Linked DNA regions of Homo sapiens: regions 1 and 2 are each linked to region 3. A link is a loop called in an ENCODE intact Hi-C map of the cell type or tissue named here. Cell type or tissue: heart right ventricle. All regions are shown on one strand. Each heading gives the region's core, and the rest is flanking DNA. Links, peaks and the distances in the headings are about the cores only. Region 1 overlaps SNX9 (sorting nexin 9). Region 2 overlaps ZDHHC14 (zDHHC palmitoyltransferase 14). Region 3 overlaps SYNJ2 (synaptojanin 2).

The links. A loop is a pair of places that touch in the nucleus more often than their neighbours do. Peaks named below come from ENCODE experiments on the same cell type or tissue, not always from the same donor. Only the 100,000 strongest peaks of a DNase experiment are listed, where the experiment ranks them.
Region 1: a loop joins it to region 3, with 2.6 times the contacts of the local background. A loop is called at or near these places in 18 of 110 quality-filtered maps.
Region 2: it touches region 3 in a loop (6-fold over the local background); 5 of 110 quality-filtered maps call a loop at or near these places.

What each region holds. Positions count from the first base shown.
Region 1 is chr6:157,929,566-157,940,428 of GRCh38, forward strand. SNX9 (sorting nexin 9) reads left to right here. Exons shown (of 18, transcript NM_016224.5): 13 at 2,630-2,707; 14 at 6,399-6,475; 15 at 7,869-7,958; 16 at 9,068-9,182. It also overlaps the pseudogene RNU6-786P. Among named protein-coding and RNA genes, the nearest start is that of SNX9-AS1, 42 kb to the left of the region's middle. RefSeq lists an enhancer at 906-1,407. In heart right ventricle, for the core only: no CTCF peak of the experiment used is centred there; no DNase peak of the experiment used is centred there.
Region 2 is chr6:157,638,391-157,649,253 of GRCh38, forward strand. It overlaps ZDHHC14 (zDHHC palmitoyltransferase 14), which reads left to right. Exons shown (of 9, transcript NM_024630.3): 6 at 7,347-7,449; 7 at 8,869-8,978. Among named protein-coding and RNA genes, the nearest start is that of MIR3692, 110 kb to the left of the region's middle. RefSeq lists enhancers at 7,231-7,731, 9,626-10,825. In heart right ventricle, for the core only: a CTCF peak has its summit at 6,182; no DNase peak of the experiment used is centred there; H3K27ac peaks cover 597 bases.
Region 3 is chr6:158,067,831-158,078,693 of GRCh38, forward strand. It overlaps SYNJ2 (synaptojanin 2), which reads left to right. Exons shown (of 27, transcript NM_003898.4): 13 at 817-898; 14 at 1,703-1,843; 15 at 3,772-3,964; 16 at 6,750-6,908; 17 at 8,796-8,952; 18 at 10,334-10,451. Among named protein-coding and RNA genes, the nearest start is that of SYNJ2-IT1, 72 kb to the left of the region's middle. RefSeq lists enhancers at 1,152-2,351, 3,335-3,898, 3,899-4,460. In heart right ventricle, for the core only: CTCF peaks have their summits at 4,503 (motif pointing left) and 4,702; a DNase peak (open chromatin) is centred at 4,501; H3K27ac peaks cover 2,002 bases.

The DNA.
Region 1 (10,863 bases), core at 2,471-7,470, 140 kb before region 3:
TTCACCTCATAACACCATACAGGAATATTGGTTGTATTCAGTTAAAAAAAATGTTTTATATTTTGAATTATGAGTAACATATACCTACTTTTCTATCAGCCTTTGATGCTCAGCATAGGAAAGGGATCTGTTCTTGTAATGATTTTTTTAAAGGTGATATTTTTACACTAAAAAAAGAAAACAATCAGAATTTGAAATCCAATAATAATTTTAAAGAGAGGAAACTAAATATGGAGTGACTTGTAGATGAATTAATAAGATAGCACAGCAAAGACAATGTCAGTATTACTATTCAATCCAGATCTGAAAATCCAAAGCCTTACATCAGGAGTCAGTAAACCATGGTCCGAGCACCATATTTGGCTTGCCACTTATTTTGTAAATAAAGTTTTATTGGAACACACCCATGCCCATTTATTTGTATATTGTCTTTGGCTACATTTGTGTCATAATGGTAGAGTTGAGTAGTTTCAACAGAAACTTGTGGCTCCATAAAGCCTAAAACGTTTACTATCTGGCACTTTGCAGAGGAAGTTTGCCAGGCCCTGCCTTACCTCAACCATTGGCCAATAACTACCTCTGCCTCTTCCTCTACTAGCAGTAATACCAGTACCAGTGGTGCTTTACCATCCACATATTATCTTATACCAACAAAACAACTTGTAGCATACCAGCTGTTCGTGCTTGAGGGGCAGACATCAGGAATAACAGTTGTTTCTTTCCCATGGCAAAGAAATATGATGCTGTATCCTAAATATATAGAATTAGCCCTGAGAAAATAATGTATACAAATGCAGCATCTAGAAAACAAAACCTGTGTCAAGACTTTAGTCATAGAGGATGACTCAGGAACAAAAAGCAAAGTTGACGTTGTTCTCTAAAGCAGAGGCCCCCAATCCCCAGGCCATGGACTGGTACATGGACCATTACCGCACAGCAGGAGGCAAGTGAAGCTTCATCTCTATCTACAGGTGCTCCCCATCACTCACATTACCGCCTGAGCTCCGCCTCCTGTCAGATCAGCGGTGGCATTAGATTCTCATAGAAATTTGCACCCTATTAAGAGCCACGCATACAAGCTTGTGAGCCCTTATGAGAATCTAATGCCTGATAATCTGAGGTGGAACAGTTTCATCCCCAAACCATCCCCCCGACCCACTGTCTATCTGTGGAAAAATTGTCTTCCATGAAACCAGTCCCTGGTGCCAGAAAGGTTGGGGACCGTTGCTCTAAAGTATAAATGAAAGAATTCAGTTTTTAAAGGCAATGAATTAATTTTGACTGTAAACTCTTGCAAGACCATCATAACACATCATTTAAATCTGTATGTTCTTTGAAAGCCATTTTTCCTGAGTGTAAATTTTACAATTGCATTTTTTAAGGATATCATAAAAATTTGGGATTATGATATCTTTTTAAAAATTAAATCCCTTATGTCTAATGTCTGATCAACTCCATGTCCTGTGTAATTCACAAGGCTAAATGTAGAAAGTAGGGAATACTGGCCTCAGGCCGCTCTTTTGTGGGGTGGGGAAAGGGATTGACTCAGGCATATCTCCTCCTGTTTCTCAAAGTAGTTCTTTAAAATTCCTAATGTGTAGAATGAAAACTCTAGCACACACTCTGCATGGTGAACCACATGCCAGGTGCCTTTAGGTAGAGAGGCAAAACTGAGGTACCACAGGGGTACAATTTATTAAAATTAACTGAGCTCGTGTAATTTGGATTCATGTTTCCTGATAACTGCAGCTTATAGACCTTACCTCAAATGTCTCTGGCCTAAATATTTTTTAAAGAAACATTAAAAGTTTTCTTTTTCTCCTTTAATACTGCAGTGAGTCTTTAAATGCAAATAATGGTTTCTTTTGAAAGGCAAACAGATGCTCCATTTAAGGGGACTCCATACAGATGCAAAGAAAGTAGCTTAAGGTGCAGAGACTCTTGGGAAGTTCTCCAAAGTGATCCTGGAATCTTAGCACCTTAAAAAGAAACCTTAGGGGTCATTTATTGAAATCATCTCTTCATGCAGATGAGAAAACTCAGACCCCTCTTCCCTGGTCATGCGAAGTCTGACTGTTGTATTTTTCTCCATACCTTGTTGCTTTCAGTCTTTGGTGGTTATGGTTTGCAAATGGTCATTTATGCACCTGTAACAGAGTGGGAAAGGCTACGTATTTGGAATCACAAGTCCATGTCCAGCATTTATTAGCCATGTGACCTTGGGCAAGTCAGTTATCTGAGCCTTATTTTCCTAATCCTCAGCATGAGGATGGTGTCTCTGCATCTGGTAGAGGGGCTATCATGATGATCAAGCGCGGTGTCGCTAGAAGTACTTTGTAAGCTAGAAATCATCTAAAGGAGCTTCCATTTCACTTACATCTCATTTGGTGAATGAGAATGTAGGAGTGATTGTCAGTAATAATAGCATCCACCATTAGTTGAACAGTCAATTAAAATAATCGAAAGAAATCAATTGAAAAAACAATCACTTTTGCAACAGTATTTTGTGAAGGAATATATAGACTATTTTGAATCACTTCAAAAGTTACTGTAATCACTTTTAGGAAATAGTTTAATCCCATTTCAGTTTGCTCAGAAGACTAATCGTTTATTCCTTTTTGTCTTTCAGCATTACCCAAGGAATATCAGAAGATAGGAAAGGCCTTGCAGAGTTTGGCCACAGTGTTCAGTTCCAGTGGCTATCAAGGTGCGTCTTTCTTCATTCATCCAGTGGGCCTTTAGAGCCTTATGTAGACCTGTCACCTGCTTAGGATCCTGCAGACGCTAACTCCCTCCTCAGTGAAGCACCCTGGTTGTGGGTGTGTAAATTGGCTAGGCTGCCGCACTAAGGACTTTTGCACCCTCATCCTAGGACTTTTGAGAAAAGCCAAAGGTGGTTATAATTTGTATTTTCTTGCTAGCTCGTTTGCCTTTTTTTGCTCTCTGGTGTAGCGCTTTTGTTTCAATGCCATCAGTTTCATTTCTCTGCCAAGTCTTCCTGTGACAGAGGCCAGATTTGGCTGGGCACAGTGGCTCACACCTATAATTCCAACACTTTGGGAGGCTGAGGTGGGCAAATCACTTGAGTCCAGGAGTTTGAGACCAGCCTGGGCAACATGGTGAGACCCCCATCTCTACAAAAAAATAAAAAATTAGCCACGTGTGGTGGTGCATACAGGTAGTTGCAACTATTTGGGAGGCTGAGGTGGGAGGATCACTTAAGCCCGGGAGGCAGAGGTTGCACTGAGCCATGATCTTACCAGTGCACTCCAGCCTGGGTGACAGAGCAAGACCCTGTCTCAAAAAAAAAAAAAAAAAAAAAAAAAAAAGCCAGATTTCATCAAGGCCATTTCAAGGAAAAATGTTTGACCAAGTAACAAGTGTGTGTTGCCTGTTTTCTCCTTAACTCATAACTGTTTCAGCTTATCCTATAAATGTGTATCTTACCCAGGGATCCCTTTGTGGTTTACATTGGCAGCACTTATGAGAGCAAGTTAGCTCTTTTTCTTTATTAAAAGGGAAAGGAACCCAGGCAACATAAGGAGACCCCATCTCTACAAAAAAATAATAAAATAAAAATTAGCCAGGCATGGTGTCACACACCTGTAGTCTCAGCTGTTCTGGAGGCTGAAGCAGAAGGATCGCTTGAGCCCAGGAGGTCGAGGCTATAGTGTGCCATGATCACACCACTGCACTCCAATATGGGCAACAGAGTGAGACCCCATCTCAAGAAAAAAAGAAGAAAAAGCATTTGTCAGCTAGGTGGCACCTATTAAATCTGTTATCTCCTGTCACTTATAGAAGTGGTAGAATTGGTACAGGTGTTGATCCTGATACTCAAGGCAGACAGTGCTTTGGATGTCGGTTTCTGAATATTTTAATAATAAACTAATAAGAAGTTTCTCACCAAAATGTAAGATTTAGGGCTCCCACATGGCAATAGTTCTCATTGCCCTGGCCTTACCATGTCTTACAGTTGACACTTTTAGACCAGAAGCGGGCTTTGAGGTCTAGACTGGGAACTCAAGGCCAGAACAGAGAAGCATCTTGGCCCAGGTAACAAGTGGGTGATGGAAGAGCTGAGAGCAAGCCACGCCCATTGCTTAGGGAGGAGGCAGAGGTCTTGGAGCCCTTTTAGCATGGTGGCTCTGTGATGTCTCAACAGGGTGAGAAGATTTGTCCTAGAGATGCTGGAATTTTGGCCATCATGATGGCCCGGCTCCACAGGCATCCATGGGTTCCCCACTGGGAGCTGCTTCGTGATTCTTTAACATTTTCTGGACTGTGATTATCAATACATAATTAAATGTTCCATATTGCAAATAGCACTTTTTCAAGTATTAAAAATACTCAGTGTATGTTTTATGTTGAATATCATTCTACTTAAGATAATATTTTAAGGAAGCATTCAAGTTCCTGTTGACTGGCTTTTCTCCCATTACAAAGGACAGTGAAGGTCAGCAGTGTGGAGTACTGTGTCCATCACATCCACTTGCTCAGATGTGTTGGCGTCTTAGAGCAGTGCTATACTATGCGATCTTGCAATAATGTAAATGGGTTTGATTCCTGGAAATATTGTGATTATAGTAAAAATAACTTCCAGTGCTCCTTTACAAGTTCATGTACTAACTTGAAATAATACAGACTATTAGCATGGCCCCTGCACAAAACCATGAAACATTGCATATTCTTATGGATGAGCATATGGAAATATAAGCAATAAAAATTCTTAAATGATTATAGGGAAGGAGAGAGAGAGATGGAAGGTAAACTGATTATATCTTGTTTTGTACAGTTGACTTTGGAATAATGTAAATGCTTTACATAATTATTAGAAAACAAATTTAAATCAAAATGGAAAAAAAATTTCTAATCAAAAGCAAAATAAAACAAATGATACATCAAAATGAAGGCATAGCACACAGAGGAATTGTTTCAAAACACCTTAAAATGGCATTTTATATGCCCCCAGGAGCGGGTGCCTCAAGGTCAGAAAGACTATAAGAATGTTAGTTGTTTTCACTAAACATGTAGTCAATATCATGTTGGTATTGTTATTCTAAAACTTCTAAAACTATTTACATATTGTAGGATAAAGCAAATACGTAATTATGTTACTGTTGTTAGCAATTAAGATTTTTAAAATAAAAAGTTTTAAAATAAATGAAGAAAACCCCTAAAGTCATAAATTTGCTTTGGAAACAGTGTGAACTCATTACATGATTTCCTTCTTAAAAAAAAATACAGTTTGCCTTTCTGTTAAAGCTCTAGAAACAGTTACCCAATCCAGTAGCAAGAAGCATTCCCTGGCACCAATCGTAAGGTCCACGTCCCACCACAGTGAACCAGGGTTCCTATCAAAAGACTTAGATACCAATTGGAAGAGCCTACCACTGGCCAAAGAAAAGAAAATGTGAGCATTAGTGAAAATAATAATTAATGTGGAATGAAGCATATCAAATATTTTTAAATCCAGAATTATAAAGATGCTTTTTAAGAAATTAATCTCAGTTACTTTTGGAGAATGGTGGTGGATTAACTCATTATTTTGAAAACTATAAAGAGAAAGAATTAAGCACTTAACCTGCTTTTCCTGTTCAAACTCTACCTCTGGGTAACCGGAATATTGATAAAGGAAAGTTGATCCTTATGGAAGTATTTCAGCTAATAAAGAAGGAATGGTAGAAATAGAATAGCACCATTTTGCAAACTCATACTAAAATAAAAGATCCAGACAATGGTCATTCTAGGTAACGATCATTTTCTAACATTCTAAGAGTAGAAATAACTGAACTGGTGGTGTGTGACTCTGATCAGGCCTCTAGGTCTAATAGCCAGTGTGAAGAGAACACAGGGACAGGGGAGTGTGTGACATATCACCAGAGACACAGCCAGCAGCATCCAGAATGCAGGCACCAGGGCACACGACAAATTCAACACCCCACGAAAAGAAAGGTGCAGGGAAAAAAGGGGCCGAGGGAGAAGAATCCACAGAGTTAAGAAACGCATCAGTTCTGTGCCGTATGGACCTTTACATCCTGATTCAAGCAGCCAGCTCTCCCTGAGAGGCCTCATTATAGCCGAATGACAGTCTCGTCATAGGTGTCATAATGGTACTGCCTCATGTTTTAGAGTCCTCATCTATTAGGCAAGATTTATGAATGAGATGCTGATGTCCGGTGAAAGCGGGTCGGGGTGTAGACGAACACAGGCTGGCGAGAGCTGCCAGTGGGGAAGGCAGATGGTGGGTGATGGGCATTCATTCTATTCCCAATAGTTTTGAAAATGTTTGAAAGTTTCTATAATAAAATTTACCAATAAAATCAATAATAAAATTTTAACAAGTGAAAAGAAAATATGCATAACTTATAACCACTGATAAAATTGATCATTTTCAGGTGAAACAGATCTCAATGATGCAATAACAGAAGCAGGAAAGACTTATGAAGAAATTGCCAGTCTCGTGGCAGAACAGGTACTAACATAATCACACAATTCCAATTAAGATTTGTTGCTATCTAGTCCACATATTTAATTTAAAACCTGTCTTAGGACAAACGTCCCAAATAAGTACCCTCTTCTTTTCTGTTTCTGTGTATCTTTTTTAATTGTGTTTAATCATGGTTTCTTAGGTTAAGACAAAGTGGATGAATACATTTGTCATCAAGAAATCTAAATAGGCCAGGCACAGTGGCTCACACCTGTAATCTGGCACTTTGGGAGGCCAAGGCGGGTGAATCTCTTGAGTCCAGGAGTTCGAGACCAGCCTGGGCAACACAGTGAACCCCCAAAAATTAGCTGGGTGTAGTGGTGTACACCTGTAGTCCCAGCTACTCGGGAGGCTGAGGTAGGAAGATTGCTTGAGCCCGGGAAGTCAAGGCTGCAGTGAGCCATGATCATACCACTGCACTCCAGCCTGGGTGACAGAGCGAGACCCTATCTCAGAAGAAAAAAAGACATCTAAATGAATGCACTCCAGTATTGATGCCTCTGATCTGTTCTTAGCCATCAGGGGATTCTAAAGAACAGGAAAGAATGCTGGCTCAGATCTGTATGGACCATTGCTTAGCCTCTCTGAGCTGTGGTTTCCTTATCTGTTAATCTGCAGTGGTAGTGCCTACCCTGTATGATTCTTAAGATTTAATAGCTCATAAATAAAAAGCACCTGCTACAGTCCCCAGGACAGGGTAGGTCCTTGTCATAGCTACATAGCTTTTATTGGAGTCTTTAGTACCCCAGTTTCAGGGGCTTTTTAGATAACAGATAATAAGTTCCCTTAAGAAGAATCTAAGTTATTTTCTAATCCCTTAATTAAAAAAAATTTTTTTTCAGATGACTTTAAACTATGTGTATGGATGCACACATGTGTACACACACTAATGTGGTTGTGGGCTACTTTGCTGATACTTCTAAAAAAGCATTCATTTTAATAACATAGCTATTAAAGTTATAATTCAGAAAAAATGGAAAAATTTAAAATTACCACTTAAAATGATTAGTTTTAATATTTTTATATTCTCTGCTCATATTTAGAAGTTAAACTACAACAACTCATTTGTTTGTGTGTAAACATACAGCATTAGCTGAACTTCCTTCATGGTGGTATTATTTTGGGCCACGTCAAAATAACTAATTTTACAAACCAACTTAAAAATTACATGATGTTTTGTTGTTTTCTTTACAACATATGATTCAAAGTATGGCAGTCTTGGGAGTTATTTTCTTTTAGAAAAAGTGATCTGAATGCTTAACACTCAATAATTTAGTGTAGCACATGCAGGATTTATAGTCTTTGGGTATAATAGTTCTCTTTTCCTTGATTTTCTGAATTTCTCTGCCAGTAACAATCAGCTTGTATCTTGTTATAGCCAAAGAAAGATCTCCATTTCCTGATGGAATGTAATCACGAGTATAAAGGTTTTCTTGGCTGCTTCCCTGACATCATTGGCACTCACAAGGTAACCTGATCGTAGACATTTATAGAAGACAACAGCAGGTGAAGGAGGCAGATGTGCGCAGTAGTCAGTATTGGTTTTATATGTTTATTATTAAAAAAGAAACAATCTATAATTCCCATTAGAAAGGTTTTGTAACTGAATTTTGACATTGGTTTGGGGTGTCCTCACATATGAATTCTGGTTTTCTCTCCCTTTTTAAAAATCTGTACATCACCTCAGGCATGAGTTGTGAGTATTTTATATTTTATGTCAACCATAGTAGTCTATCGTATATTATGATGTACTTGGATTTGTTAGGAAAATCTCTGCAAAGGGCTGGTCTGTGATCTTAACAGTCCTGGCATGTGGCCATTTTAGCATTCTGCTTTATAACTTAAATATCATGAAGGGGTACCATAGGTAAATTAGGTTTGTACAACTTCAGATAACTTAATATAAAACTCAGAAAAATTAGCTTGCTGTCGAAATGTATGCCAGCAGCATCAGAGTTGTAGGCCTGGAGCCTAATTAATGCATGAGTATAGAGTTGTTCCTTCCAGACAGCGGTAAATAACGAGCAGCGTGATGACACTGGAGTGGGAAATGTTTGGCAGCTTTTCTAGCCGCTTCCATCTGAGTCTTTAAATGGATTCAGCGCCTCTTAAAAAATCAAAGGAAAGCCCAGGACTTAGAATCAGCACACTTAGGCACTAGCTTATAAAATATTCTGTTGTATAAAAAAAGAGAGAGAGTGCCTGTGTGCACATGCTGCCCTGTACCTAGCCACATGACTTCCAAAACCTGCTAATGCCTGATTTCCATTACGTGCTACTCCTCAAATGGCAGCGGCTTCTGAATATTACAGAGATGGTGTGCTGTTTGCTTTTCTCTTTTGTTGTAGCATAAAACTGTTCATTTTAGCTTAGTGACATTTGTCAAGAATAGCAACCTTTTTGCTTCCAAGGGACTTGAAGGAAGTTAAATTTAGATGCTTTCCTCTCTTCTTATTTTGTGGAGGTATTTCCTGTTCAGTAGCAAATCAGTTATAGAATATATTAGCATTGTTATATTTTAAACTAATGACTAATCATTTCAGCTTTATTCATACTGTTGCATTTTATATTTCACAGGGAGCAATAGAAAAAGTGAAAGAAAGTGACAAACTAGTTGCAACAAGTAAAATCACCCTACAAGACAAACAGAACATGGTGAAGAGAGTCAGCATCATGTCTTACGCGTTGCAAGGTAAGATGAAAGGGTCCTTATGAGGTGCTGGTGGAAGTTTTTTTTTCCCCAGCAAAGTTTCCCTTGATAGAGAGAAATCCAGATGTGAGCAGCAGTTAAGTAAGTGAGACCTTTTAAGCCCCTCGTTTGCAGGATCCCGGTGCTGATGAAAATCTGTAATATTTATTTAATTTTTCACCTGTCCACCTTATCTGGCTATAGATGACAGCTTGATTAAAACTGTACATTTTATTATTTCTGAGAGACATTTAAGATTCCTTTTGTAATCTGTGGTATCATAATGCTCTATTAAATGCCAGAGCCCAGCTTTTAGCAGTCTGTAACCTGCGTGCCTTGGGATCATGGAATGTGAAGGGGTTTGGGTGTGTCATTTTAGGCACAATTTTTTTGTGTCAAGAAAAAAAAAAGATGAATTTCTATAGGTTTGAGTGTTTTTGAGCAGATGAGGGCAGCAAGTGGATTTTTCCTGTTGGCGGATGGGTGGATGGCACTTGGATGGGCAGAGAATGGAGAGCGTGTTCTGTTAGGAACAAAAGCCACAAAATTGTGGTGCTAGATTGTGTCATGGGCATGAAAGAGTAAAACATACTTAGAGGTTATTGGGAAATAAATTTTGATTGTGAAGGAACTTGAAAGCTCTAGACTTGATGCAGGCATTAAGAAGCCATTAAAAGGGAGTAAAAAAAAATCAATCCTCAAGGGAGAAGGATTTGCTGGTTATGGAGGGGAGATTGGAAGATGCAGACACTGTCCAAGAGCCCAGCCAGAAGACCATCTCACTGTTGTAGTCTGAGCTTTGAGGGCCTAAAGATGTGGTACTGGGGAGAAGAGAATGAAGCACATTTGCAGGCTTTTCCAAGGAACAGCTTTCAAGACTGGGGCATTCATGGGAGAAAGAGAAGGATGAGGGAGGTGTCCAGAGCCAGGCCACTACGGCAAAAACGAGGAACCCTGATTGAAGTTTCGGGTTTTGAAGGGTTTGAAATGGGGAGTTTGGTTTTGAACTTGTGTTTGAGGTTATCCAAATTGAGAAATACAAAGCTTTGTATAACTTCAAGTAACTGAATGTAAAATGTAGAACAGTTTGCATGTCATGGGAATCTGTGCAGCCGCTGGCTTTCTCAGCCTGGAGGGTTTGGGAGAAGGCGGCATAGGAGGCATCCGAGGGAGGCAATGAGGTCCTCTGATGACGAAGACTCCTCTAGAGTTGGGGGCAGGGGCAGGGGGGACAGAGAAAGAAGGAATCCATGTATTCAGCAAACATGAAGAAAGTTGTCCCTCAGCATCCAGTCCTCCTGCCCTGTGAGAGGTTGAGTTCTGACAGCGTCGCTGGTGCTCAGGGGCAGCAAGGCTTCCCGTACTGAAGAAGGGTCTCCCGCTGTCCCACACGCTGCCCAGCCTTTCACCAGAAACCTGCTGAAGCAATTGCTGTGCAGGAGGGAGCGGGGCAGGGACCCCAGCTGCCTGCTAGGTCCAGTGCAGACACACCAGAGGCTTTGAACTGCAGTCATCTGTAACAAATATGACCAAGTATTTTCTATTTGATCGATTCTGTTAGAGTAATAGGCTGCATTTGGGTGATTTATCTGTATTGGATTTTATAGTTTTGAATATGCAAGACAGTGAAAGTCATTCATTTACTGGAAAGTAATGTTTGTCATTAGCTTGTTTTGTTTTGTTT
Region 2 (10,863 bases), core at 3,936-8,935, 430 kb before region 3:
TGGGGAGGGGCCTCTCAGGGCCTGTGGCCATGGAGCGGCTGCCCCGTACCATGGACAAGAGCCCCCTGGCCTTCTCCATGGACACAGACAAATGGAGAGACTTCTCAAAAAAAAAAAAGGGACTGGGCCCTCTGTCCACACAGCCAGGCATGTTCAAACAAAGGAGATCCACTCAGCAACTATTTCCTGTAAAACCATTCTACTCAACAGCCACCATGGGCAAAACCTGACAGGTCACAAGGTCGAGAACCATCCGCCTGGGCCCTGGAAGGATGACAGCGGGGAGACACACAAATGCACCGTCTCGCCCTCTTCTGCCAGCATCTGCTGCTGCCCAGATCTGGGTTCTCACTAGGACTCCTTATGCAGAATAAGGGTTGGGTGCCATGAAAAAGACACAGCCTGTGCTTGGGGTGGGGTGTCCTGCAGGGACATCAGGAGAGGCAGTGGCAGGGACCTCCGTGCAGGGCTGTGGGAGATGGGTGGGTTCTAGTGGGGGACATGGAGGGAGAGGTCCCAGGCAGCGCCCACAGCCTGAGCAAGGCCCAGAGGATGGTGCCAGGGGCTATCAGGAAGGGGCAGCCCATCTGCAGGGCCATGCCTGGCATCCTGGTGTTGTGCCCACGCACTCCACATTGGGCAGGGTGCCCGCTTTGGCTGAGCATCAAAAGGAGGCAGGGCTCCCCATCAACATGTGGTCTGCCCTGCATCGTGTGAGCACACAGGTGCACTTACACACCCAAGTGTGCGACAGAAAACTGGGAGGGGCTGTGATAGCTAAACCCCGATGGGGTGGGGGCAGGCTTGACAATGTTGAAGACTAAGGGGGTGAGGTCCCTTCATCCCCTGCATGCTGGCAGGTAAATGACATCATCAGTGCTGGGTTTTGATGCTTGTTTTAAAGAACATTTTTTTCTTTTGTTGTTGTTGTTGAGATGGCGTCTCACTCTTTTGCCCAGGCTGGAATGCAGTGGCGAGACCTCGGCTCACTGCAACCTCCGCCTCCCAGGTGCAAGCTATTCTCCTGCCTCTGCCTCCCAAGTAACTGGGATTACAGGCGCTCGCCACCAAGCCCGGCTAATTTTTTATATTTTTAGTAGAGATGGGGTTTCACCATGTTGGCCAGGCTAGTCTTGAACTCCTGACCTCAAGTGATCCACCTCGGCCTCCCAAAGTGCTGGGATTACAGGCGTGAGCCACTGCACCCGGCAAGAACATTTATCTTGCATCAGGGGACACAACAGAGTGGAACAGATGTTTGCAGAGGAAAGGCCCCCACGGGGGAAATCGGTGGCAGAGGGACAGCTCAGTAGGGAGAAGCAGGGCAGTGGGATCCGTGCCTGGGGAGGGGTGAGGGCGGAGGAGTAGGAGCGTTCTGCCAAGAGTGCCTGGGGGAAAGGGTTGCGCTGGAAGGGGGATACAGCTAGTGCCAATTTGGGGAGCCGTGGTGAGTTCTGTCTAAGATATGTTTACAAAAAGAATCTAAAAGATAACACACATGAGTCTCCCCATTGGCCTAGAGTGACCTGAAGGTCCTTTCTTTAGTTGCCTGCATGTAATGTGGAAGGAGGGAAAAATCAGCTGCTTATCAATGAGAATGTCGCAGCCTCATAGGAAATGTTACCTGTCAGGTGCCTGTCCGGGAAGCCATGTGGTGATGCCGCCTTGGCTTCTCCGATTCGCGGAGGCCAAAACCCTCAGAAACACCTGCTGGGGAGCCACAGGGGCCCTGGGCCTCCCTGAGGAAGACCCCAAAAGGGGAAGCCCTGCCTATCAACACTCATTTCAATGTAATGTAGCATTAACATCCAATTAAAGGGATTACAGCCATTTTTAATCATGACTTATTGTTCAGCTCTCTTAAAATGTGGAGAGTTTTTTGTGGTTGGTAAATCAAATGTTGATTGATTCTCCATTTGCAGAGGCTGTGACAGAAAGCGTTTTCATCCCCAAGTTGCATTCACTGGACACTGACCCATCTGAAAGGCACAGTGGCCTAATACACATGGTCTGTTTTAATGGAATTTTCTAGGAGGCTCCAGGTTGGCCCACAGAAAGGACACCACAACGGGAAAATCACGAAGGCAGCACAGGTCTTTTCCAACTTGTCCATCCTGATACCTGCTGATCCTGAGAGGGACCCCAGAAAGTAGGTAGGACAGGTGTCCTTAGGCTGCTTCCAGCTGCAGCTGTGCTGAGAAGTGAATGACTTACTCAGGGGTGTCCAGAGCTGGAGCCCAGTTCTCCCAACTACCACCCTCCCTCCCACCAGGGGACTGAGATACTTCCTGCTACCCCTAACCAGCCCCACTGAGGGAGGGTCAGGAAGAAAAAGCATCAGATTGTGTCTCATAAGACCACAAGGTGGGAAGGAGGTTGTTTGCTTTTTCAAAGCACCCAAGTCCTACGAGAATATGTTCTCGTTGTAAAAAATCCCCAATGGTCCAGAAATACAAGAGCAAAAAGAAAGTGTTTCTCTTGACCCTTCCTCCGTTCTGCTGTAGGAACCCTTGCCAGCTTTGGTGTGTCCTTCCAGATGGTCTTAGAGTTTGAATACATCCGTGTGCATCATACACATATGCTGATACGGGGGTGGGAGGACTTTACCTAAAAAGGACTCTTTTTTTTGCATGGTTCCACAATTTGACTTTTTAAAATATTTCCTGGAGATGTTTCCATGATGATACATAGATCTACCTCATTTTTTTAACTATTTCGTAGAATTCCACAGTGTAGATGAACTATAGTTTAGTCTTCTGTTGATGGATATTAGATTTAATTTTTTTTACTGTTCAAGAAATGAAGTAGTGAATTTTCTTCTGTGTATCTCTATGTGCACATATTACTGTGTCTCTAGGGTTGACAATGGGTGTGCCATCTCTGAGTTGAAGGGAAGCACATTTAAATGTCGATAGGGATGCCAAATGCTCCTCTTAAGACACTGGACAAGTCTGTGCTCCTGTGTCCCCACACCTTTATGGCACTGGCTGTGAACAGTCTTGTCATTTTGGCCAATTCGATGAAAAGAAAAATATTACACTGTTTTAATTTCCATTTTCTGGATAATAGATTGTACCTCTCTTTATGTTCATGGGCCTTATTTTTTCTTATCACAATGTATGCCAGTACATGTCCATGTATCAGTTGAGTTATTTGTTCTTTTTCTACGAACATGTAGGGGTTCTTTATGTTTCTCAAAAATAATAATAATAATAATCTCTTAAGCATCCTTTGCCAATCTCCAAATCCAACATTTACCTTTTAACTTTACTTTTTTACACGGAAGTGTTTATTAATGAACACAATCTGTCAATCTCATACTACGTGGCTCCTCGGTTTGTGTCTTATATCCTTACCCCAAAGTTACATGAATGTTGCCTTAATCTTCCTCAAATACCTTTATATTGTGTTTCTTACGTTTGGTGCAGTAATTTATCTATCAGATAATTTTGTGGATGTGGTGCAAGCTGAAGTTCTAGCTTTATTTTTTTCTAAATGTTTAATGAAGTGTCCCAACTCCACTTACTATTTCATTATTCTGTTCCAGCAAGTCTCAAACTTTTTGGTCTCAAGACTCCTTTACACATTGAAAAATTATTAAGGACCGCCAAAGAGCTTTTGTGTATATTTTGAAGATAGATAGATAGATAGATAGATAGATAGATAGATAGATAGATAGTTATCATGTTGGAAATTAGAACTAAAAAAATTTTAAAACACAAGAATGCACAAGCCCACATTGTATTTGAATGAGAGCAAGGACATCATCTCCCTGGCCATTCTGGAATCCGGGAATTCTGGACATGTAACATATGTGGTCCCATGATCTCTCACCTTTTGTGATCCTCCAAATACTGACGCATCCTAACCATTCTGCCTCCTGCACAACCTTCTTCCCTTACGTACCTTCCTGCTGCAAACAGAGCCCCTATTCCCTTAGGGCAGGAAGCTGGTCCTTCCCTGCCCTGTCCTGTCCCCAGTGCAGGGCTGGGTGCATAGAAGGACACAGAGCCTGCACTTCTGGGATTAGGCAGGAACTCGAGAGAAGGGTCTCTGCAGAGCAGTGCTTGTCAGAGTTTTTCAATTCCACAAACGTTTAGTGAGTACCGCAGTGTGCAACCTCTTAGGCTAGGGCTGTGGGGAATGTAAAGCCATCCTTCTGGCCACAACGGGGACAAACTTTCTTAGCAGGGGTTGTGGGGGAGACAGAGGTGCAGTGGTAGCTGCTATGATTTGAAACCCATCCTCGATGCAGTAAACAAAGTCCCAGCTGCTTATGAAATTGGCTTCCAGTAGAATTGGGTTGTTTCCTCTCCTTTCTCTTTCTAAAAAAAGACGGTAAATGGGTTTTGATACCTTTAAAAGAAATTTCTGTTTCTTGACCTTATTATGGCATAGATATTTTCAGCATATAGCCAGTGGGCCAGTAAGGAATGTGTGTCTGTATATCTGTATCTGAGTCTGAGAGTGGATGTGAAAGGGAACAAACCATGTCAGCTGCCACAGGTTCGCGAATCCTGGAGAAGCAGGGGGTTGGGGTAGGTCTAGGGCCACCTGCCCCTTGGCAAGAATTAGGAAGGGGACCAGCCTAAGACTCTTCTGTCATCCCAGCAGAGCAGACTTCCGGCATTCAAGTCCTAGCTCTGCTATTTCTCAAGCAAATTACTTCATTGCTTTCTGCCTCAGTTTCCCTGTGTGTTAAGAGGGAGTCATGCTTCTCCCTGGGTCACTCTGAGGTTTAAGCAGAACAGGACCTGACACACCCCAGTGATGCCAGCCATTGTTATGAATGATGATGCTGACGGTTCCTTGAGACCTCCTGAGTCAGCTGGGTCCCAGGGTGTGGGTAGTGCCAGCAGGCTGCATCTTGCATCTCGCATCCTACTTTGGATTCATGTCATTTTGACACAGCTGCAAGCTGACAGTGGAACTGCATTCTGCAATTTACAAAATGTGTCTAAAGCACATGAGATATTAATAGAAAAGCTGGCCGGGCATGGTGGCTCACACCTGTAATCCCAGCACTTTGGGAGGATCACCTGAGGTCAGGAGTCCGAGACCAGCCTGGCCAACATGGTGAAACCCCGTCTCTACTAAAAATACAAAACTTAGCCATGCATGGTGGTGGGCACCTGTAATCCCAGCTACTCGGGAGGCTGAGGCAGCAGAATCACTTGAACCTGGGAGGCGGAGGTTGCAGTGAGCTGAGATCATGCCACTGTACTCCAGCCTGGGCAACAAAAGCAAAACTTCATCTCAAATATATATATATATATATATATATATGCTGTATTTTTTTATTGTTGCTATAAACCTTTAGAATTCTATATCCGCTGGCTATGATGCCTCCCGATGAGGGTAAGGAGCATAGTTGACATTGTCAAAGGAGCTGCAGCCACTTTCAGTCTGGGATTGTCACTGCTCGTACATGCCAGGTTTCATATGGTTCATACATAGGAATGTTATATGCATTTTGACTTTGCCATCATTCTACCTGGGTCGTAAACTCTTGGTGACACATAAGTATTTCTAGGATTGCAGTTTGGTTCTTCATGTATTATTCAGTAAATAAATCTGGTTCTGTTCTTGATTCTTTTCTACCCTGGCTATTTCTTGTTTCCGTTCCATGTGTCCCCTCCTCTTTCTGTCTCTTGTCTTCCTTGTAGCTGATCCAAACCCATCACTAGTGTCTAATGTCATCTCCCTCTCACACACCCCAGCTTTCCTGACTCAGTCTTCCCACTGGCTCCCGCATTGTGTTCCCTGGACTCTACTTCACCTCTTCTTTCCAGCCAGTGCATGGCCTGAATCCCAGGGGAGTTGCCTCCCAAGTCTGTCCCCTCCTGGCAGGGGGGATGTGGGTGGAGAGAGGGGCCTCTTTAGCCCCGTTCTGTGGGAAGGCAGTTGAGAATGAGACCATCTTTGCTGCCTGGGCCACCATCCATGTGTCCCCATGTGCACACAGAGCCCCCACTGTAGCCATTTGCCCAGCAGGGGTTGCCTAGGCTGGCAGCAGCTGTGGGTAGGGGGTCTGCCTTCCTGTGTCTCTCTGGTTCCCTACCACTCCCCGCTACCGTCTCCTTCTAGAGCAGACCCAGTGGTTTAGTGCGATGTTGAAAGTCAGTCAACAGGCAGAAGCCCATTCACTCCTGTTTTGTGTGCAGCCTTGTATGCCCAGATGGTGGCATCGGTTAACCATGGCACAGCAGACCACGGCACCGCACTGGGTAATGTGCTCAGCCCTCTGGTCTAAAGATGAATTATCTCCAGCCTGGAGAAGATCATCACTGACATGTTCCAGCATGATGTATATGGCATTCATCCTCGGAAACATTAGGAGAGCAGGCGCGTTTCTTTCTCCATCCTGTAATGTATCGATAGCGGATGCCAGATGTATGTGTAAACTCCCAGACCCAGGATGAATGGATTTTTCCCCCTGAGAAATATCTGTATCCTGTAAATAGAATGTTATAAACATTTGTGGGACAGAAAAAGTCTCTGGCCTTTTCACATTGCCACACTCTCGGGTGATGGATCTGATCTGCTGAAGAGCACCAAGCTTTTTCCCTTTGTGTTGGACACGTCTTGTGGAACTCTTGACTTCCTCTCTCTCTATGTCCTGCGAGAACTCGTGGTTCCCAGCTGCCTATCAAGCAGCTGAGGATGGCCTTATAGGTCAGGGGTTGGCTGAAGGGCTGAGAAAACTCCCCCAGGTAAAAATACCCCTCACCCTGACGTCACTCCGAGAAATCCCACCGCCGGTTCAGGGGCTTATTTTTCCTTCTTCCCCTTCTCTGTAAGCAGAGAAGAGGCCGTCCACTAAAGCAGAGGGCTTTCTGGGCCTCAGAAGCCATTCTCCTCAGGGGAGACGCCTGTTGGCACTGCAGTCCTCAGCATTCAGAAGCCAAAATTAGAGTCTGTGATTGATGTGCGAGTCAATATGTCGTCCTTTCACCCAGAGCCTGAGCTGCAGCCAACTCAAACCAGTGTGCTTCCTGATCAGGATGCCACAGTCGCTGGCTCCACAGTGAGGCACAGAAAAAGGTGAAGTTCAAGTAGAAGTCAGAGGAAAGAAGTGAGTAGGTGATGCCCAGGAAACCCTCCAGGCATCACGGAGCCACAGAGGCTGCTCCACGCCGGGGCAGGTGACACCCCCTGCCCTGACGGAGGCCTCCATCTGGTTAGACGAAATTCCCGGAAGAGCAGGAAGCAAGGCAAGGCCGGGTGAGAGAGAGGCCAGCAACTAGAGAGAGGCCTGTGCCCGGGGGTGTTTCGGTTCCAGGCCTCCATCACATCCACTTCTTGCGCGGTCCCTCACTTCCGCTTGCCTCCTTGACTCGCATCACCGTCCTGGAGGCTGTGGTGTGCTTCTTCTCTGTCTGGTCCATCGTTGGCCTCTCAGGATTCCACACCTACTTGATCAGCTCCAACCAGACAACAAATGAGGACGTAAGTTCCTGACCACACGGGACACGGGCGTGTTCTTGGGTTTTGGGCAATGGAGGAGAAAAAGGAAAGAAAAGGTTGAGCCCAGCTTTTCCCATACATCCCGTTCCAGATGTGAGCCCTTGGGAACAGAGACGGTGCCGTGGAAACTTCTCCACCTGCCGTTCTGCACGTTTCTCTTCTGGGAATCTCCACGTTCTCTGTTTTTCCGACCACATCCATTAGTTACTAAGATTGGCCAAGCAACACCCATTTCTGGCCCTGAAGAGAGTGTTCTTTGTATTCCTTTGAAATGGTTTCGTAAGCTTCTTATCACACTTCCCCTGGTAGAGACCATGGCGGGCCAACATCTTGGAGTGAACGTTTGAGTCTGCCTTTCATATTTAATGTCTCTGTGGGAGGAAATTGCCCTGACCCAAAATTTAACTTTTTTATTCAGGATTATCTGCCTGCACTTAATACAGATGGAGAGGAAGTATGAAAATAGGAAACAAGGCCGGGCGCGGTGGCTCATGCCTGTAATCCCAGCACTTCGGGAGGCCGAGGCAGGCGGATCACGAGGTCAGGAGATCGAGGCCATCCCGGCTAACACAGTGAAATCCCGTCTCCACTAAAAATACAAAAAAATGAGCCGGGTGTGGTGGCAGGCGCTTGTAATCCCAGCTATTCAGGAGGCTGAGACCAGAGAATCGCTTGAACCCAGGAGGCAGAGGTTGCAGTGAGCTGAGATAGCGCCACTGCACTCCAGCCTGGGTGACAGAGCGACACTCCATCTCAAAAAAAAAAAAAAAAAAGAGGAAACAAAATGTTAGAGAATGTTTCCAGAGCAGCGTGGTCCTCTTTGCTCTTTATACTTAGATTTTGATAGAAGTCTCTATCCACACTTGAATTAAATGTCTCAGGATAGGTCCAGTTACCTTAAACAAAAGCTTGAGAAAATAGGTTGTGATAAGACACATGAGATAAGAGAATATTAATACAGTTATTTGTACTTGGTAGCTACAAATATTAGAATATGCAAAACAGACCATTTTGGTCACAAGAAGAGGCTGAATTATTTCAGTCTGTAAATTAGCAATTAGGGGAACCATTTCACCTACCATTCATTTAATTATTATTTAGGGCACTAAATGTGAGTATGAAAAAAATCTCTGCTGGCTTATATGAGATGGCCTTTTAGTACCATGTGGTACAAATAAAAGATGACTGTCCCTGAGAATGTTATTCTTTCCCTATTCTAACCTGCTGTTTTAGGACATTTCCAAGTTTGGAGTAAATGCCCGTTTTCTTTAAGAAAAATACCTCCATTTCTTTGGATTAAAGATGATTTGCATTCTTTATGAGCCTCTCATGGTCCAGCTCACCTCAACTGTGCGTTGGTGTGGAAGATATTGCTTGTTACTGACTTTCCTTTTCTTTCAGATTAAAGGATCCTGGTCAAATAAAAGAGGTAAAGAAAATTACAATCCCTACAGCTACGGAAATATCTTTACCAACTGCTGTGTTGCCCTGTGTGGGCCCATCTCACCAAGGTAAGACTCAGGACGCATCGTGCTCTTCAACAGACCTTGGAAAACCGAATGCCTCGGCCGTTAGCACAGGCCGCCCGCCCTGGTGGAATGGGTCGCCGCCACCACGTGACCACTTTGTGCCGCGTGGATGTGGCCTTCGTGAAATCGAGATCTGGCTGTTTGTCGTGTCACACTTCACACCTTTTTTGATCTTCAATTGAATCTGTGTCTGATTGGGGGGAAATTTCCTAAAGCCCAAAATAGAGAGACAGATGCCTGTGGCCCTGCTAATGACTGAGGCCCTGCTAATGACTGAAGGTGCGTGCAGGGAGCTGTGGTTAGCATCGTCAAGGAGACAGGACACATGTGCAGGAAGGAAGCAGCCAGAAGTCTGAGGAAACCAGTTTCGAAAGTTGATTTGCACACAATAGAAATGTTCATAGGGAGAAAGCCACATGGGCCGCAGTCGTTGATACTGTGGTCATGGTAATAATGACGATGACACGAACCATGGCAGTAGCTGACCTTTATTGAATCTGTGTTAAGCTCTGCTCTAAGTTCTTTATCTGCATTAGCCTTTCACAAGCTCACTCTGTACCTATAGGTAGGCACCGTTATATCCCATTCTATGGATGAGGAAAGTGAGGCACAGAGTTTAAATAATGTGCCCAAGATCACACAGCAAGTAAATGCCGGCTAGTCAGGACACACACCCAGGCCACCCAATGTCAGAGCCAGTATGTGCCCACTGAGGCACGCTGCCTCCAAGTCAGAGTGTACAAGTTCAAAATACAGATTCTTTGTGAGTTACACCTATGGAGAATATTTTCAACTGATAAATCAAACCATGATCAACAAATAGATATTGAGCAAATCTACCTGGTCTCTAGAATGAGTTTCCAAGTTATTACTGCTTCCTACCTTTTGGTCTCCAAATGTGTAAAACAGGGAGAAATGACAAAAGCCACCATGACTGTGTCCAGGGCAGACCCACTGTGCACCCAGACCTTACCGATATGCGCTTGTGGAATGCAAACTTCATTTGATTATCAGCCTCAGTGAATCCTCATTAGAGAGGTAAAAAGAATTCAAGAAAAAAAAAATCCAAGCATATATTCCAAGGCCATCTGTGCACTGGCATTGAGTTATTACTTTGAGTCACCGTGGTGCTACTGCAAAACTAGAACTTGATCATTTTCTAGCTTTAGCCTAGAAACTTGGGAGCCCAGCATGCCACTGTCCTCCTGAACTAGGGGTCCTCAAGGCACCCCTGACCTCCTCAGAGGCTTAGAAAGGGCAGGCGAGGATCCTGGGTTAGAGGAGCTGCTCAGACCACAGGGGTCAGACATGCCTGGGCAGGTGCCAGCTCCTCTTGAAGAAACCTCCTGACTCACCTAGGGATCCTTCTGGGAGCTCTTTAAGCAGAAAGTCTCTCAGGCAATGGCTTGATTTGTCACAGCGTCCATGGTGCTTCCCGCTGGCTTGTTTGTGACTAGCAGGGCAGGTCAGGAAACAGTAAGAGCCAGGGAGAGCTGGCCTCTTTCCCCCACCTGCAGTGCGTGTGTGGGTCTAAGAGAGGATGCCGAGGCCTCAGTTCTGTCCAAATCTCCCTTCTTGTTCCTGAGTCCTTCATCTGCATATGGCACGGCTTTATGTTGTTTAGAGACCACAAACTGTCACAACCAAAATTATTTCCACCACTGGGTTAAATGTGCTGTTTTGGCTGGATTGGGGCTGTATCTTTTCCAAAATCCATGTTCCTTTGGGTGGGGCATTTCTTGAGGATGGTCCTACCCTGAGAAGTGTTTGAATCGTTTGTTAAAAGGTAAACTGAAGGACATTAAAATAGTGAAGAGTGTATTTGAACAGACGGCGATTCATGAATCTGGCAGCTCCAGACTTGAAG
Region 3 (10,863 bases), core at 2,108-7,107:
TGGTGCCTCCAGAAGCCATTCAGGATGCCCTCCGGAGCAGGCCCATCAACGCGGAGAGTGCTTAGCACAGCCGTGGCTCAAGAGCCGTCCCTCCAGTCCCCACGAAAGTGACTCCTCTTCTTTTCCCTGCAGGAAGGTGTGCATGTTTTTAGCAAGCTGGCTGGTATTTTGCAGGGGATTTTTTTGGGGTAGACACTAGCAGGCTCCCCAGCAGTCCCACTAGAGATACACCAGGTTCCAGAGAAGGAAAGGAGTGCTGTGGTTACTATTGCCAAGCAGATCAGACAGAGGGACGGGGATTGTTTTATTTAAAAAAAAAAAAAAAAAAAGCTTTAAGTCAGGGAAACTAGAGGTTCCAGGTTGCCCATTGTGGTCAACAGAGAAGGAAGTGGACAGCCTGCCTGGCCTCTCGCTGACAGAGGCCATGTCCTCCTAGCTGGACCCTGGGGAGGTGGGCCTCTCACTTTCTGCAGCAGCTGGAGCCATGACTGGGCTTGGTGGCTCAGGAGCCTGGGTGTCAGAGGTCGTGACTGGACAGATTCAGTCAATGGCTACAAGGTTATATTAAATTCTGACCTCCCCTGTTCAAAGGGAACAGAATGGACGGAGGGCCCCTCTGGGCTCACTGCTGCATTTAAGCCAGGCATTTCTGAAGCAGATTCCACTGGGGCAGTTCCCAGCAGCAATGGTAGCCACCTGGAGTTGGACTCAGGCAGTGGACAGCATGACTCGGGAGAGGGCACTGGGGAGCCCCATGAACTCGTAATGCGGGACTTGGCGGTTCTGACTTCTGTCATCTCTTGCCTTGCTCCCCAGATGACAGCAGCCCAGCTGACATATTTGCTGTGGGGTTTGAAGAGATGGTGGAATTGAGCGCAGGGAATATTGTCAATGCCAGGTAAGGGGCCAGGTGTGCGGGGCCAGGCAGGGACTTCCTGAGTCAGGTGCCTGGCTGGGAGCAGAGCCTCTGAGGCTCTCCGGGAGCCAGCCTGCTTCTGAGCCAGCTAAGCTGTGGCCCTGGCTGTGTGGGGATCTCTCACCTGGCTCCTTCTCTATGCTCACACATGCACCACCCCGTTCTTTCCCTGCCACTTAGGAAGTAAAAGGAAGGGCTGATGATTGCTGTGTTTTCTTTGCAGTGCTCTGGCCTCGGCCACTTGTTGAGGCTAATTTATGCTGCCAGAGGGAGCTGGCATGTGTGGACCTGGGGTGCAGGGGAAGGGCGGGGCTGGGACTGGGAGAGTAGTTGACTCATGTTTCCTGGGGAGAGGTGAGAAAGTGTGAGTGCCGGGAAGAGGTACTTTCTTCCTGCACACCAGGGCAAAGGAAAAAATCAAAACCACTGGATTTTTATTTGATATGAAGTCAACTGGGCGCTCCCCCCACCCCCTGCTGAACTGGCCTGGCTTTATTTTAAGGAACTTTCTGAACAAATAAATAAGACTGACTCTGTGGGGCTGCTATGAGAAGGTCCTGGGTTGGGTTTCAGGGGTCAAGGGAGGGCTGCTGTGATGTGTGAGGCATAGCCAAAAACACGCAGATCCTCCAGTAGAAGAAGGAAAGCATGACACTAATATTGGGGTGCGGGCAGCGTGAAATCAGTTCTGCAAACAGAATAGGCTTGGGCTGGAGCATTTGGTAGGTGGGAGATAGATGTACTTCCAGCTACCTGTAAACAGCATCCTTTCCTTTTCTCTTCCAGTACTACCAACAAGAAGATGTGGGGTGAACAGCTTCAGAAAGCCATCTCACGCTCTCATAGATACATTCTGTTGACTTCGGCACAGCTGGTGGGCGTCTGTCTTTATATCTTTGTACGTCCATACCATGTCCCGTTCATCAGGTAAGAACATTCTGTTTACACACATCTGGGGAACAAGGGGTTGTTAGTCTTTGTGTTTTGTTCTTTGACTTCCCCCTCCTCCCCCATCCCCTTCTGTAACAGGAATCGGGACTTACCATTATTTTAGATAAATGTAGCAAAACCCCCTAGGAAAAACTGGGCTGAATAGAATATTGTCTAGCGATTAAAAAGCCACCATGGGAAATGTCTAACTCAGGAAGCTGAACTCTTAGAAAGGGTGTTACATGATTGTCATCGCCCAAGCTCAATTCCGTGCAAGGAAAAGGGTTCCTTGTTGGAATCTTATAGACAGGAAACCTCTGACCAAGAGCTGAGTAACTCACTGGGAAATGCCAACTCTTTTGTCCCTTTTTAAAAGAATTCTAAGTAGAACGTGTGGGCCTCTACAACTGTGACCTCATTGTCATTTCTCCAAGGTGCATGCTTTGTGAGCATCAGAAAGGGGGCGAGCTTAGGGGCGGCATTCCTCTTGGGGTGTGGGTGTGGGTGTTTGGATGCTGGAGGAACTCATCTTTTCCCCAGCTTGTGGTTGGCCTCATCTTACCACCTGGGCCTACCCATGGCTTTTGAATTTCCACCAGCCTTTCGGCGAGCTGGCAGCAGGCGTTGAACTGACCTCCCCACTGAGCCCCTGGGTCCCGGGAAGGGCCTGTGCCTGCCAAGAGCACCACGGGTACACCCCTGCAGCACCTGGAGACTAAGACTATGCTGCCCATAATCCTCTTCTCTGACTTTCAGAAGATGTTTAGGTCCCTGTCCCTCTGCTTGTGTTATTTGGGCAGCTTGGCAGTGTCCTAGGTTAGCAGGTGAAGGTTAGTAAAGGTTAAAGGCAAGGGCGGGGTGAGGGTGAGAGGTAAAGCATTTGAGAAAGGGCTCAGAGCTGAGGAGAGCCAGGTTTCCCAGGCTCGGTGTCCTCGGCTTCACGTGCCTTTAGCCCTGAGCTGCTTCCGCCTACACCCCTTCCATCAGTCATCCCCCCAACCTTGTCTGCCAGCGAGCAGATGCACCAGCAGGCCTCAGTCTGTGGCATGGCTGTGGAAATGTTAACAAATGTGCTTGCAGCCCATGTTTCTATGGACTCGTATGCGTCATAAGTGGGCATTTGAATGCAAGCAGGCTCTGGCATTGCATAAAAGTCCTTTTGAGACCATCTACCCAGCCCAGCATAAACAGCTGCCCGTTTCCTAGCTCTTAAAGTGCATTGATTGCTGGGCACGGTGTCTCACGCCTGTAATCCCAGCACTTTGGGAGGCCAAGGCAGGCAGATCACTTGAGGTGAGGAGTTTGAGACCAGCCTGGCCAACATGGTGAAACCCTGCCTCTACTAAAAATACAAAAATTAGCCGGGCGTGATGGTGGGTACCTGTAATCCCAGCTACTCAGGAGGCTGAGGCAGGAGAATTGCTTGAACCTGGGAGGCCACAGTTGCAGTGAGCTGAGATCACGCTGCTGCACTCCAGCCAGGGTGACAGAGCGAGACTCTGTCTCAAAATAACAATAATAATTTAAAAATGTGTTGATTGCCCAGATGACACCTCCCATGCATGGCGTGATGGCTGCACAGGAGTGGGGTGGGCTGGTGGGTGGTGATGTTTGCGCCGCTCCTGGTGGCAGTGAGAACCTGGGCGGATGCAGGCATTGCCCTGTCTTCGGCTTCATGGGGTGCTCAAGTGAGCACTTCCCAGTTGGGGTGTGGGGGAGATGTCCAGGCAGCGGTGGGCAGCAGGAGGGAGGCGGCCTCCTGACCAGGAGTCGATGACGGCCACGGTGGCCACTGTGTTGAGCTGATGATTTTGGAGCACTCAGAGCAGCAGGTCCCGAGCTGCTGCTGGGCCCTTCTCTGTGGCAAAGCAGGGTCACACTTCTCCTTCAGGAGCCGACGGCATGCGCGTATCCTTCTGTTCCAGGGACGTAGCCATCGACACAGTGAAGACGGGCATGGGGGGCAAGGCGGGGAACAAGGGCGCCGTCGGCATCCGCTTCCAGTTCCACAGCACCAGCTTCTGCTTCATATGTAGTCACCTGACGGCCGGGCAGTCCCAGGTGAAGGAGCGGAATGAAGACTACAAGGAGATCACCCAGAAACTCTGCTTCCCAATGGTGAGCGGCGCCGTGGGGACAGCCAGCACCTCCCTGCTCAGCTCAGTCCCAAATGTGACTGTTGATAGGAGCCAGGCACTGGGGACACAACCACAGGGAGGGCCCCTTCCTGGAGGGCTCAGCGCTGGGGGAGGGGGAGAGGGCTATGTCCCTCCATGGAATTGACCTGGGGCAGGGTTAGCCACGTGCCTGGAGGGGGCCAGCTTTGCAGCATTTCCCGTTGCTGTACAATTCCTGAGTGTCTGCATGGCCACTGGATTTGTATGTGTGCATTTTCTGATTTTCTAATTCAAGTGATGGTTTAGGGAAGAAAACCATGTCCGTGGTCTGTCCTGTCCAAGTGGTGAAGAGCATTTGAATCCACACAGCCTAAGACTCCACCTTCCTGAGATTCACAGTCTTCACATGTACTTTCTGTGGTGGCTCAGATAAGCACACCCTTTTGACCAATGGACCCTTTTTGACTGGGAACACGGTTCTTGACCAAGGAGCCCAGATCCTGCCTGTCCTCGAAGCTGCAATAGCGAACCGCACACTGCCCTCTCGTGGCGGTCCGGAGGGTTTCATTCTGAAACTGGAGGATTTTCTTTTCAAATCTAGACGTTAATGTTCTCCTTCCTGTGCAAAGATGCTACCCGGGCACAGCTTCAGCGTGTGGTGCACACGAGGCCACCTCTTTCCCGAAGTGAGGATAGACTTCAGCTGTTCTTGCTGCAAAATCTTCCACTGTCTGAGAGGTGGTGGGTTGGGTCACAGAGCTCTTCCCTGTGAGAACAGATCCTTAAAACTGACGTCCCATTTTACTGGGCTGCACGAGCACTCAAGGCAAAATTTCCTTAGTTTTCATTAAGAAGTGCCATAATTCCTGTTGGTGTTGTTTATTTCTTATGTTAAAAAAGAAACAAACGAGTTGGGAAATTTTCAATTGTGTGTAATGCAGTTTAAAAAAAAAAAAAAAGTCTAACCCTTCTCACTTAAAAATAGCTACTTTGGGGCCAGGCACAGTGGCTCACACCTGTAATCCCAGCACTTTGGGAGGCCGAGGCGGGCAGATCACCTGAGGTCAGGAGTTCGAGACCAGCCTGGCCAACGTGGTGAAACCCCACCTCTACTGAAAATACAAAAAAAATTAGCCAGGCGTGGTGGCGTGCACCTGTAATCCCAGCTACTCAGGAGGCTGAGACAGGAGAATCGCAACCCAGGAGGCAGAGGTTGCAGTGAGCTGAGATCGCACCACTACACTCCAGCCTCGGCAACAGAGCGAGACTCTGTCTAAAAAAAAAAAAAAAAAAGTGCTACTTTGACATAGTAAACTTGGGATACATAATAAGTAATTAAAGGATTTATAATGTAGTTCTTTTCTACCATAAAAATATTGAGGGACCTATTAACATTCTACACTTCTTTTTTGTTTTTGTTTTTTGAGACAGTCTCACTCTGCCACCCAGGCTGGAGTGCAGTGACATGATCTTGGCTCACTGCAAACTCCACCTCCCAGGTTCAAGCAATTCTCCTGGCTCAGCCTCCTGAGTAATTGGGATTACAGGCGTGCACCACCAGGCCCAACTAGTTTTTGTATTTTTAGTAGAGATGGGGTTTCGCCATGTTGGCCCAGCTGGTCTCGAACTCCTGACATCAAGTGATCCGCCTGCCTCAGCCTCCCAAAGTGCTGGGATTACAGGTGTGAGCCATGGTGCCTGGCCAACATTCTACACTGGTATTGTCTGATACCGTAGTCACTGGCCATAAGTAGCTATTTAAATTCAAATTAATTAAAATTAAATAACATTTAAAATTCCTTGCTTTCCCTGGCCACAGTGAGAATGATCAGTATCCATGTGGCCAGTGGCTCCTGCATCAGATGGCACAGAGAACATTTCGGTGCTGCAGAAAGTTCTGTCTGACAGTGTTATCTAGACGCTCATTTTATTTGGTTGGGACCTGTTTAATCTTCTGTCCAGATTATTGTCATGGGGGGAGTGGAAATGCCTCATATTATAGGAGAAGAGAAGCTGATTTTGGAGCTAGGCAGATGGGAGCTGAAATCCCATCTGTATCATGCACTAGCTGTGTAACCTTCAGCAAGTGCCTTTGTTTCTGAACTTTGTTTTTTTTTTTTTAATCTAAGAGAGAGCTGGTGGTATCTGCTTTGTGCACCTGGAACAGAGCCCAGCCCTTGCGGACAGTTGATCCACAGCAGCTGCTGTCATTGTCTTCCCCATTCCTGGGGAAGAGACAGGGAAGGCAAGGACCCCAGGAGCTCTCCGGGGCTGAGCTGGGGCCGTGGGCTCCTAGGACTGGGCAGGATGGGAAGGAGGAGCTAGAGAGAGATGGAGAAGGGTCACCTGAAAAAGCTCAGGAAGTTACATGAAGGTGCACATCCTGAGCATTTCTGCTGCTCTTTTGAAACCTCATTCTCCTAACGCTGAATGCTGGGTGCTGCTTCCTAGGAGTAGACACTCCAAAGTAAGGGTGCATCTGATCTTCAGGACGGGGATCCATGGAGGAAATGCTGGCCATGTTGCTCTCCTCCGTTTAGGGTAGGAGCTTTCTTCAAACCACTCAGAAACACTATTATTTAAAATTAAAAAGTAAGCCATGTAAAAATTCCTCCATAGTTTTATGGGATGAGTGAAAAACAAGATGCTCTAGTAGAAAACTTTCTTTTTTCTAAGTAGCATTTTGAGAAAAATACTCCTGCTTGCCCCAGTGAGCTTGTTTTTCTCCTCTCTCCCACCTTCCTTGCAAGATGGGCTGAATGATTATGATTTTCTTTTCAACTTAGGGGAGAAATGTTTTTTCTCATGATTATGTATTTTGGTGTGGCGATTTCAACTACCGCATTGATCTTACTTATGAAGAAGTCTTCTATTTTGTTAAACGCCAAGACTGGAAGAAACTTCTGGAATTTGATCAACTACAGCTACAGAAATCAAGTGGAAAAGTAAGTTGTGCTTTAAAAACATTTTTTAGCAGCTGCTCCAAGATGGAATGACATCTGTGAGATGTAGAGGCTGGTGCAGCAAATTCAGTTCCGTGAGTGGATTTCACTGTTTCCAACATTGTAGAAAATAGGTGGGCTTGTGAGGTTACAGTACAGGAGTGGCTGTTCATACACACTTCCTGTCCTTTTTTTTTTTTTTTTTTTTTTCCTGAGGCAGAGTCTTGTTCAGTCACCCAGGTTGGAGTGCAGTGGCACTATCTTGGCTCACTGCAACCTCCACCTTCCTGGGTTCAAGCAATTCTTGTGCCTCAGCCTCCCGAGTAGCTGCGATTACAGGCGTGTGCCGCCACACCTGGCTAATTTTTGTATTTTTAGTAGAGACGGGTTTTCACCATGTTGGCCAGGCTGGTCTCGAACTCCTGGCCTCAGGTGATCTGTGCGCCTCAGCCTCCCAAAGTGCTGGGATTACAGGCATGAGCCACCATGCCCGGTCAACCTTCTCCTCCTTCTAATACTGTTATTTTAGTGCCTGTTTGCTTCCTAGCAGGATGAGCTGAGATGAGGGGAGTACATTTAAATTCCATTTAGCTGTGGAGAAAGAAGCTGGTTAAATGTGTGAGGGCCAGGTGCGGTGGCTCTTGCCTGTAATCCCAACACTTTGGGAGGCCGAGGCGTGCGGATCACCTGAGGTCAGGAGTTCAAGACCAGCCTGGCCAACTTGGTGAAACCCCATCTCTACTAAAAATCCAAAAATTACCTGGGTATGGTGGCAGGCGCCTGTAATCCCAGCTACTCAGGAGACTGAGGCAGGAGAATCGCTTGAACCTGGGAGGCGGAAGTTGCAGTGAGCCGAGATCGCACCACTGCACTCCAGCTTGGGCAACGAGCAAAACTCCGTCTCAAAAAAAAAAAAAGTGTGAGGACAGGGCAGATAAGGTCTCTCCTGAAGCAAGATTTGGACGTTCTTCGAGGTTTACTGTGTCTTCCCACTTGAGCCCCTTCCAGTGTGTGGAGTGCTAAAGGGTTGCCACATGGACGAGTGACCATACCAACCTCCTAAAGCAGGTTTTCCTGTCTTCCTACTACCAACATTCTCACATCCTCTCAGTGATGCCCAAGAGAATGAGGGTGTGTTTGTCCCTTGGTCTTCCCATGGAAGCAAGGCCAATCCAAAGTTAAACAAAGAAAAGAAGGATGTGCATGGGGGCTCACGACTGTAAGGCGGGAGGATTGCCTAAGCCCAGGAGTTTGAGACCAGCCTGGGAAACATAGGGAGACTTTGTCTCTACAAAAACTAAAATTAGCCAGGCATGATGGTGCGTGCCTGTAGTCCCAGCTACTTGGGAGGCTGAGGCAGGAGGATCACATGAGCCCCAGAGGTTGAAGCTGTAGGGAGCCGTGATTGCACCACTGTATTCCAGCCTGAGCAAAAGAGCGAGACCCCAGGGGGAGAGAGAGAGGAGAGCTGACTTTCACTCTGCGCTTCTATGTACTTAGCTCATTTAGTCAACAAACATAGATGAAGGCCTCGGGGTTGTGGGCCAGACATGGCACCAGGCATGGGACTGTAAAGATGAGCACCCCTGACCCGTGCCTCGGACCCTGCACTGTCTCCTGGGGGGCAACAAGAAGACAGTGGATAGATCAGACACTGGAGTGGGTGGGGAGATAGATACGAGGGCGGTGTGTCCCTCAGTGGGATGAGCTGAGGATCACTTTTTTGCTAATTAAAAGACACATATGTCCAGTTTCAGATAGATTTTCAAATGTAATGGAGCTTCTGTTACTTTTTAAGAATAGGGACTTGCCTTTTCAGTTTTCGTTTTTGTATATAACATTCAGGATCGAAAACTACGGTGGCCTGATGACTTCTTTTTCTCCCAATAGATTTTTAAGGACTTTCACGAAGGAGCCATTAACTTTGGACCCACCTACAAGTATGACGTTGGCTCAGCCGCCTACGATACAAGCGACAAATGCCGCACCCCCGCCTGGACAGACAGGGTGCTGTGGTGGAGGAAGAAACATCCCTTTGATAAAACAGGTGAGGGGGCCGTGCCCGTTCGAGAGTCGGCAGAGGGTGAATAAGAAATGCGACGGAGGGAGAGTCACGTTTACCCAACCCCAGGCGCTGCTACATAAATCAGTTTCTTCATAACCCCAGATGACACAAAAGTCATCCCAGACCTTAACCCCTAAGCTTTGGAAGTTGTGCTTTCAGGGAGCCTCTGCTTCTGGCCTCTTTTTTTCCCTTTTCTTTTCTTTTTTTTTTTTGAGACAGAGTTTCACTCTTGTTGCCTAGGCTGGAGTGCAATGGCGTGATCTTGGCTCACCACAACCTCCACCTCCTGGGTTCAAGCCATTCTCCTGCCTCAGCCTCCTGAGTGCTGGGATTACAGGCATGCACCACCATGCCCAGCTAATTTTGTATTTTTAGTAGAGACGGGGTTTCTCCATGTTGGTCAGGCTGGTCTTGAACTCCCAACCTCAGGTGATCTGCCCACCTCGGCCTCCCAAAGTGCTGGGATTACAGGCATAAGCCACTGCGCCTGGCCTCCTCTGGTCTCTTTCTAGAGACAGTGACCTGCAAATAGGTCTGCTCCTGGCTGCCCCTGCATCACAGCTCCCCCCCACACCCCCACCTCTTTTTTCTGGGTGGGGAAAGCGGGGAGCATGAGGTTGCCTCCCTCCCTGCCCCCCATGCTCCCCCTCATGTTCTTTATCCAGCCTATTTTGTTCAGCTACACTTTTACCTGCTTAAAGCCCTAATTCCAAATTGGACACGAGCAAGACACAGTAAAAATAAGTTAGTTTTTAAAAATCATTAGTTGTCAAGTATGTTTTGAACAACTGTTGATGCCCAGCTAGGAAGTGAAGTTTATTTAAAGTTAGAATATCTGTAACTAGTACATAAAAAAAAAAAAAAAAAAAAAAAAAAAAACCTAATTACACATTTTGGGAGAGCATAGCCAGGAAATTGCATCTGTGAAAAGAAAATACAAATTTTCCTCTAGATGAGTTTGTGAACGCCTGTGTGGCCCCAGCGCTCTGAGAGGTGGGGCCTAGAATGAGTCCGAGTGTTCTCAGCTCCTGCAGCTCTTACCATACCAATTGCTGCCAACCTTCTGGGATTCCTGGGTCCTGGAAACCCGGCAGCAACACTGTGTCTCAAGCCTACAGTGGGCATGCTGGCGAGGACTGCAGGCATGGTCATGACTGTTTTGAATAATTATATGCGAGGAATGTTTTTAACCAAAGGCCCCAAAGCATCCGAAGCCTGGCTTCAAGGTGGAGGAGTAAGGAGGATGAGTCTGGGACGTGGGGTGGTTCGTGGCGCAGACCTCTATTGTGGAAGTGTCATGATCGCATTCTTGGATATTGACTCGATTCTATATGGGTCTCTCGAATGGAACCCCTGCGAGTAGCTGGAGAACTCAACCTTCTAGACAGTGATCTAGATGTTGACACCAAAGTCAGACACACCTGGTCTCCTGGTGCCCTGCAGTATTATGGTCGTGCGGAGCTACAAGCGTCTGATCACAGGTGAGGTCCTGACTTCCATGGCGTTTTCTCCTGTGCTGGGCAAGGCAGCGTCTCCCTCTCCGCAGGAAAATGCATGCTGTCCCCATAAGGATGTGTGTGCGCATGGGGGTGCATTTTGTGTGCATACAATACACCAAAGAACAAAGAATGATGGAACAAATATCTGTGGACCCACCACCAAGAACTAATTAATCTTAGCATTTTGTCATTGCTCCATATCATAAATGACATCATTGATGAAAATTTCAAAGATGCAACCTACGTATTTTGCGGCTTTTATATTTTCTTAAATGATGTCGTTGTGCAACTTGCTTTTTTGTTACTATTTTTGAGATACAGTCGTGTTGATGTTATAGCTCTGGTGCATTCATTTGTAACTGCTGTCTAGTATCCCACTAAATATATCCATGGA